3 separate regions of the Homo sapiens genome follow, and all the other regions are linked to region 1. A link is a contact called in ENCODE Hi-C or POLR2A ChIA-PET data. All regions are on one chromosome and are shown on one strand. Each heading gives the region's core, a stretch centred on a gene start or an enhancer-like site at or near the end of the contact. The rest is flanking DNA. Distances are from core to core; before and after follow the strand shown. Region 1 overlaps ALPK2 (alpha kinase 2). Region 2 holds the start of ALPK2-AS1 (ALPK2 antisense RNA 1). Region 3 holds the start of ALPK2 (alpha kinase 2).

The links. Hi-C counts contacts between places; a loop is a spot of excess contacts on that map. ChIA-PET counts read pairs that join two places held with the same protein, here RNA polymerase II (POLR2A). Pooled maps may share reads with other maps.
Region 2: a loop to region 1 is called in a map of heart right ventricle, with 6 times the contacts of the local background. The contact joins the promoter of ALPK2-AS1 here to the enhancer-like site in region 1. A Hi-C loop is called at or near these places in 20 of 168 maps with a recorded cell type or tissue (CD4-positive, alpha-beta T cell, CD4-positive, alpha-beta memory T cell, Caco-2 and 10 more), 12 of 37 single-sample maps with no recorded cell type and 16 of 50 pooled maps. POLR2A ChIA-PET finds 5 or more read pairs at or near these places in 13 of 52 experiments (AG04450, Caco-2, GM10248 and 10 more).
Region 3: a map of psoas muscle shows a loop between it and region 1 (2.3-fold over the local background). The contact joins the promoter of ALPK2 here to the enhancer-like site in region 1. A Hi-C loop is called at or near these places in 10 of 168 maps with a recorded cell type or tissue (B cell, Caco-2, MCF 10A and 7 more), 2 of 37 single-sample maps with no recorded cell type and 7 of 50 pooled maps. POLR2A ChIA-PET finds 5 or more read pairs at or near these places in 5 of 52 experiments (A549, A673, H1 and 2 more).

Annotation. Positions count from the first base shown.
Region 1 is chr18:58,592,816-58,595,516 of GRCh38, reverse strand. The region is part of intron 3 of ALPK2 (alpha kinase 2); the gene reads left to right. Among named protein-coding and RNA genes, the nearest start is that of SNORA108, 6.5 kb to the left of the region's middle. Within about 2 kb of position 1,381, at least 5 of the 41 ENCODE cell types and tissues checked have a DNase peak (open chromatin) inside an H3K27ac peak, as active enhancers do; they include heart left ventricle, heart right ventricle and psoas muscle, where a contact is called at or near this core.
Region 2 is chr18:58,555,635-58,558,335 of GRCh38, reverse strand. ALPK2-AS1 (ALPK2 antisense RNA 1) reads right to left here and starts at 1,314. Exons shown (of 2, transcript NR_188108.1): 1 at 1,148-1,314. All of the region lies in intron 4 of ALPK2 (alpha kinase 2), which reads left to right.
Region 3 is chr18:58,627,714-58,630,414 of GRCh38, reverse strand. ALPK2 (alpha kinase 2) reads left to right here and starts at 1,324. Exons shown (of 13, transcript NM_052947.4): 1 at 1,324-1,651. RefSeq lists an enhancer at 765-1,307.

The DNA.
Region 1 (2,701 bases), core at 132-2,631:
CCCGGAGTCCATTATGTTAATCACTGCATCTCATCCTACCAGTGCCATCCTCCCAAACAAAATCTATTAAGATGTATCCTGGAATATAATTCAAAAAGGAGTGATCATAAGGACTTCATTCAAAAATAAGGATTCATGGAGGGCCTACTATATGCCGGGGACTGTTCTAGACCCTAAGGTTACAGCAGCAAATACTGGAGTCCCTGATCTCATGGGAAAGGGATCGCAAGAGGAGCCAGACATTTAACACACCAGGAACTATGTAATGGGTCAGGTGAAAAAAGATAAAGCAGCACGAGGGAGGGAAGGCGCATGACGGTGGGAAGGTCTCTCTGGTGAGGGGCTCTGAGCACAGGGGTGAAAGTACAGAGCGGGAGGTGATGTGGTTATTACCTGGGGAAGGCAGGTTCTCTTCACCTTCTGTGACTCCCACGTCAGCTCATTGCTTGTAGGCCATGGCACATGGTCATGACTTTGGATTTGATTTGGAGTGAGATGGAGACACATAAGAGGGTTTCTGAACAGAGATGTGATGACATTTTCTGGCTAAGTGTAAAAGGATGACTCTTATCTCAGTGATGTGAATGTATCCTCTGGAGAAGACTCAGGGCACAGATGGGGACTGCAAGCAACCATCGCGGTAATTCAGATGAGACGGTGGTGCCTCCACCCAGGACGGTCCTGCAGAAGGTGGGAGGAAGCGGCCAGGTTCTGAGTGTGTCTGACAGGAGCTGCTGTTGGACTGGATGCTGGACGTGAAAGGGGAGTGAAAGACGGACTCCAGGATTTTTGCACTGAGCAATTGGTAGAATGGAATTGCAGTTTTGTGGAGACAAGAAGCAGGTTTGGATAAGGACATCCACAGTTTGGCTTGGGGCGTGCTGGGTGTTTGATGAATTAGCAGAGCTCTGGGCCTCTGTGGCTAGGGACATTTGTGCTGCTGAGAGCTGGGGCTGCCGGCCATGGCTTGTCTGATGGAGCATTCATCTTAGTCCTGCTCCCAAGATGATGGGCCTTTCAGAGAATAGATTTACAGTTTAAACTTAAGATTGTTTTGGTATATTGTCACAATGCTCCTTAAGATTTCTGGGACATTATGCTCGCTTGGTGACCTATTAGGTGCTGGGGGTGGAAATTGTTTCTGGATAACTTTGAGTTTTCTTTTAATAAGAAGGGTCAGTCATCTATTAACTAAGCGTGGTGGTAGTAATGCCATAGGATTTTTTTCCTTTCTGAAATCAGTTTGCCCACTTCTTGTTCAAAGAATCTCTGGTGGGTCTGCGTTGCTCCCAGAGGCTCAGAAAGCTGTCAAAAGGGCAGAGCTTCTGCGCCAAGTGGAAGCCAGGAAACCGCTCCCCATGCATCCCCAGGAAAAGATCCTGGCTCTACCATGAACATGCCTGTTCCCTGACGTGTTCGCTATTGTACAAGAGTCCATGTCCATTTATTTAGTTCAGTGCTTCTGAGTGCTGGCTGCCCAAAGGAATAGCCTAGAAACCTTAAAAAAAAAACTGATGGTGAAGGTTTCACCCCATTATGCTGCTTAATTGTGCTTTTTTTTTTTTTTTTGGTTGGGGGAAGAGGTGGGCCCTGGCACTGGTATTTTTTTCCTTTTATTATTTTTATTTATTTATTTTTGAGATGGAGTTTTTGCTCTGTTGCCCAGGCTGGAGTGCAATGGTGCGATCTCGGCTCACTGCAACCTCTGCCTCCCAGGTTCAAACAATTCTCATGCCTCAGCCTCCCAAGTAGCTGGGATTACAGGCATGCACCACCACGCCTGGCTAATTTTTGTATTTTTAGTAGAGATGAGGTTTCACCATGTTGGCCAGGCTGGTGTTAAACTCTTGACCTCAGGTGATCCACCCGCCTTGGCCTCCCAAAGTGCTGGGATTACAGGTGTGAGCCACTGCACCCGGTCTTTTTTGCCTTTTTTTTTTTTTTTTTTTTTTTGAGACAGAGTCCCTTCCTGTCACCCAGGCTGGAGTACAATGGGGAAATCTCAGCTCATTGCAACCTCCACCTCCCAGGTTCAAGCGATTCTTCTGCCTCAGCCACCCAAGTAGCTGGGATTACAGGCGCATGCCACAACGCTCTGCTAATTTTTGTATTTTTAGTAGAGATGGGGTTTCACCATGTTGGCCAGGCTGGTCTTGAACTCCTGACCTCATGATCCACCTGCCTTGGCCTCCCAAAGTGCTGGGACTACAGGCGTGAGCCCCTGCACCCAGCCCCTTTTTTTCTTTTTAAATAGACTTTAATTTTAGAGCAGTTTTGGGGTCACAGCAAAATTGAGCATAAGACACAGATAGTTCCCACATACCCTCTGTCCGGCATGGTACATTTGTTACAATCCATGAATCCACACTGACATATCATCACCCCAAGTCCATAGTTTACATGAGGGTTCACTCTTGGTGTCCGTTCTACAGGTTTGGACAAAGGTGTCCTGACATGTATCTACCTCTGCAGAATCAGCAGTAGTCTCCCCGCCCTAAAATCCTCCGGCCCTGGTATTTTTACGAAGCGCTCCAAGTCACTTGAACGTTCAGCCAGGGCTGAGAACTATTGATTTAGTCTTACTGTGTGCCAGGCTTTGCTTTCAGCACTTTATAGGAGTTAATCCCTTAATCCTCATGTCACCGGGTTGATGGAGGTTCAGCTATTGTCCAGAGCTGTCAAGTGGCTTCTCCAACGCTGC
Region 2 (2,701 bases), core at 65-2,564, 37 kb after region 1:
TAAAAATTGTTAATGAGATATTTTACATTTTTTTGGTATTAAGTCTCCAAACTCTGGTGTATATTTTCCATTCATAGCATATCTCAATTTGGATGCTAATTATTCTTTGGAAATACTTGATCTGTATTTAGAGTTCATGAAATTAATTTGGAAGGGTAGATTCACATATCCAAATTGTTCCAAACCTATTAAAATTTCTCCCTAACAATATCACATATATCAGCTTTTAAATTTACATGCACATTAATTAAAATTAAAAATTCAGTTCCTCCTTCAAACTAGGCATATTTCAAGCCTCACTAACCACATGTGGCTCAAAGCTCCCAGGTTGGATAGTCCAGCTCTAAGTGATTTCTGTTGTCATTGTGATTATTTTTATATATTTTAGAGACGGGATCTCGTTTTGTCATCCAGGCTGCAGTGCAGTGGTGTGATCATAGCTCACTGCAGCCTGGAAGCTCCTGAGCTCAAGGAATCCTCCCACCTCAGCCTCCCCAGTAGCTGGGACTGCATGTACTCAGCTCTATTGTAATTTTTTAAAAGCTATTGCCCTGGGCCTCAATGTTGGTTTTCTTTCCTCTTTTACAGCTGATCCAATGACAAACTATAAATACAATCCAATGACAAAATATAAATATATATATATACACACACACACACACACACGTATATATATGTGTATATATATACACACACACTATAGTTTATACGTAATTCTTATATATAATTCTTTTTCTCTTTAATAGACTTTTTTAGAGCACTTTTAGGTTCACAGAGAAATTGAGCAGGAAGTACAGAGATTTCCCATATATGTCCTGCTCCCACAAATGCACAGCCTCCCCTACTATCTACACGGCATCAGAGACTGCATTTGTCACAATCGGTAAACCTACATTGACACATCACCATCACCCAAAGCCCATGATTTACATGAGGGTTCCCTCTCGGTGGTGCCCATTCTGTGGGTTTGGACGATGTCTAATGACACGCCTCCCCCACCATCATGTGTGATTCTGCCCTAGAGGAAGGGCGGCTTCCTGTATGGCAGTGTTCTTAGCCATGGTCTGCTGGTTTAGAACAAGTGGCAAACAGCAGCACTGGTCACCCATGAGCCCCTCCAGCCTCTCGGCCCTCAACCCTCACAGACCTTATTTCTAGTGGCCAGCCCTGCTGGGCAGCCCCCACTGCCAGGGCTTTAGTGTCCCAGTTGGCATCCTGGCAGCCATGCCACTCATTGGACGGTCTCCACTGTGTCTCTTGTATCACTTTAAAAACAACATGCCACCCTGCCTCCAGGCCATCTCTCAGGTTACCGTGGAGCTACAGGACGAAAGAGGACATGTTCCATTCATCTGTGAGGTCACAGGTTATTGGGCTTAGGAGATCTTATGTGGAATAGGAAGCTGGGGGCTCGGGAGTAGGTAGCGTTTGTCATGAGCTTTCATCATGCAAAGTCTAAGGGCTCATGTCTGCAATGAAGAGACAGCAGCACCGTCTCCCCTGGGGCAGGGATGCCACAGCCCAGCCCTCAGGGACTCCAGGTTCACACAGGACAGTGGCCCAGCCCTCAGGGGCTCTAGGTTCATACAGGACAGTGCTTCTCTTCTGGGGAGTTTGTCAAGATTCAGCGAGTCTGGGGAGGAGCCTGAGACCATGCATTTCTAACAGATTCCTAGGGATTTCTACCCTTGGTATAATGAGGGCTTAGGGCTTTCCCCAGAAAGGATTAAATATGCCCCACCCTTCCCTCCCACCTTCCTCCACCAGCTCCACCACCCCGTAGCTAATAACAGCTGACACGTATTGAAGGTAGAAATGCACGGTGCCTGGGCTAAGCACTTTGCAGCGGCTGGCTCATTTCATTATCTCAACAGCCCTGTGAGATAAAGCCTGTCAGCCAGGCTCTACGTCAGGAAGCGGCGAAGCCTTGCTTTGAATGCAGGCTGCTGACTCCAGGCTCTGTCTCTATCGATGAGGTTAAATAGCTTCCCTAATTCCATTTTAGGTCTGAGTTCCTTAGCTCTCCTCAAAACTAAAATAACTGTCGATAACAGTGGTGGCCTCTGGTGAAGGTGACTGAGTAACTGGGTGGAGAGACACAATTTTTACTATATACCTGTTCACTGCATACCTCATGAATTGTGTGTGCGTGTGTGTGTGTGTGTGAGATCTAGTCCAATAAATTAATGAATAGCTTTAAAAGACAGTTTTTAAGGCTGGGCGTGGTGGCTCAAACCTGTAATCCCAGCACTTTGGGAGGCCGAGGCTGGTGGATCACTTGAGGTCAGGAGTTTGAGACCAGCCTGGCTAACATGGTGAAACCTCGTCTCTACTAAAAATACAAAAATTAGCCAGGCGTGGTGTCGGGTGCCTGTAATCCCAGCTACTTGGGAGGCTGAGGCAGGAGAATCGCTTGAACCGGGGAGGCAGAGGTTGCAGTGAGACGAGATTGTGCCACTGCACTCCAGCCTGGGTGACAGAGCAAGACTCTGTCTCAAAAAAAGTTTTTAAAAGGCCCAGGGCCTTCACAGTTAGAACCATGTACAAGTAGCAGAGCCTACTCTCAGGGCAGGGGGATGAGACAGTGTTCACCATGTTGGGCCACCAGCATCTCCACTGAAATGGTTGGGGTTCTTCGGGCCTCATGCATGCCCCTCCCATTCTCCAGGAGTGTGCAAGGCAAAGCTGGCCTGCAACTTCC
Region 3 (2,701 bases), core at 75-2,574, 35 kb before region 1:
ATCACATTTATCTATTGCTTTGGGACATTCCTTCACTTTTGACTTTATTCTCTCTGTGGTGTGCGACAGCATTTGTTTATTCTTTATCATCACACTTTCCTCCTCTCTTCATTCCCAACTTGAAGTTATCTCCTCTTTCTTATCTGGAAAAGACCTTACATTGTGAAGACCTCAGCTTTCCATAAAGCCGACCATTTGCAAAGAGTTGGTAATTTCTGTGTTCTGTGGCATTTCACAGATGTGTTCCCCAGGAGATAGTCATTATTTTACAGTGCCTCAGCTTTAATATCTTTTTTCTCACATGAAGATAAAACTGAAAAACAGAACATATCACCCCTACATTTCTTAATATTTTATCGTTTTAGATGAGTTTTCATCTTGTGAAAAGTTGCATTCCATCAAGGGATAATGATGTACATTCTGTGCTGTGTAAAAACAATTTGCTTTTGAGGATTGCAGTGCCCTACACAGAGTGAATATTTACAGCTATGTCCCTTTCAAAGTCACCCCTGGAGCTGCTAATTTGAGCTGTCTCCACGAGTCTCAAAAGAGGTTTCTGTCTAAGCTGTCAATTTCCAGGTGTCATACATTAAAATATTTTTGGGGAGAGGCTAAGTAGTTACAGAATGATGCTAAAGGATTCTCTATGTTTTTGGACTTGGATAAACTTCAATAAAAGAATTGCCCATATTACAAAATCTACTTTCCCAACAAGAACCATTCCAGGCAATCTGAAGGAATAGGACCTGTGGTATTTCTTCTGTGGATTTCTTCTGATCTTTGTCTGTTCTCTTCTATCGTAGTCAAAATAGGAAGGGGTGTGTGTGTGTGTGTGTGTGTGTGTGTGTGTGAGAGAGAGAGAGAGAGAGACAGACAGACAGACAAGGGGTAAGGGGGGGTAAGCAGGGTGAGGAGGGTGGATCCTGCCTTCCTTCTGTGGCTTCTGCCTTTCTCAGAGAACTTCAGAGGATGGCTATAATGCCTGTTCTAAATGAACAACATATGACACATATTTTCACCTCCCCAACACCCCCTCCACGGGTTTCCTATGTGTACTTCAAATGCCTGATAACCTTGGTATGAGAACTGGTTGTGTTACTCCGGCCTTAATCCCTTTATCAGGCAGCAAGTTTTTCCTTTCCTAAGGAGCGAGCAACTAAGCCCAGGGTCCAGCATGGGCTTTGTAAAGAGCTGCTCGGTCTCCTGAGCAGCAGCCAGTGACAGCTCGTCTGGGTTTCATCAGCTCCCTGGGGCTGCATTTCACCAGGCCCCCTTGCCAGGGCCTCCCCAGCGTGTCGTGTCAACAAGTGTCGCACCTACTGCAGAAACAGCCCTCAAGTTTCATCACAGGGATGCTAAAATATATTCTCCAGCTTCAGCAATGACCTAGTTCACTGAAGGGCGGGGAAAAAATGCTCTTCTTCCAGAACTTCCCCGGGCATGGAATTTCCCCTCTTAGGAAGAGATGAACTTTCTGGAAGCAGACCCATCTATGCTTTGACCTGATCATGGAAGACCCTGAGCCCTATAAACTCCTTTGAATCCCTGTCCCGGGAACAGGGACACCCAATCAATGCCTCACACACAGCCTGGGGAATCCACAGCTGAGCCAGCCCTCCTACAACATTTCTTGGACAAAGAGTACTGAAAAGTAAGTATGTAGACTTTGGTTTTTACATAAGGAATGGCTGTGCTTTCAATATATAGTTGTTTACATTTTCTGCAACAAAGAACAAAGCAGATGGTTTCCTGATGAAATAGAATGAGATGAAACCAATAGGGATTATATGGGATATTTGGGCATATAAGGTTTTAAAGTGGGCAAACTCTCATGGTCTTGTAATTTAAGTCCATTTTGACCCTTTTTGAAAATTATTGCTATTTTTAAATTTGCTTATTTTGGCTTGACAATAATGAATGAAAACAGTTTCTTTCACATCATGTCTATCTTAACAGTTAGAAAAAATATACAGAATGACTCAAACGAGTGATATGTAAAGTTTTGCAAAGCAACATAAAAAGTCAACTATCCAGGTAACTCAGGCCCCAGAGACTTTTGTCTGAAATATTTGAGTATTTTAGTCAAGAGTTATTCCTTTTACTGTGAATTAACTGAATGATTGAAAATCTCTCCTATCTGGGTAGACACAGGAGTATATTGTCTGACAACAGGTAATGCAATTTGCTGAAAAGCTATCAGGCTTTTCAAAATGGCTGATGTAAACATTTATCGAGTTGTTAAATAGATTTAAAAAAAAATTTAAGGCAAAAAGTCAGCCAAAAAAAAATCCATCAATTAAATGCCACCACTGTCACATTACAATTTAATGAACACATCTAAACTTTAAAAGCCTTGATTAAGGGTGTCAGTTACAGACATTTGGCAATCATTTAAAAATAGATAAAAGCAAGAACGGCATTTAGAGCTGCTTCTGCTCTAATTATTTTCTTTCCACAACCTTTTCCTTAAGTAAAGGTAGCCTTTATTTCTAAAGATTAATTAACCAGGAATGGTCATTCCAGAGATATGTGATATGTTTTATAACTCTATATCAACTAAGGACAAATTGAAGGGGTTTTTTGCTGTGTGGCTTCTGAATTGAAACCAAGGATGTTGTGGGTTACCTTCCGAATCAACAACTTCACAAATCCTGTATTAAAAAGCATGGATGGCCAATAACCATGTTCAGATCTTGGAAAT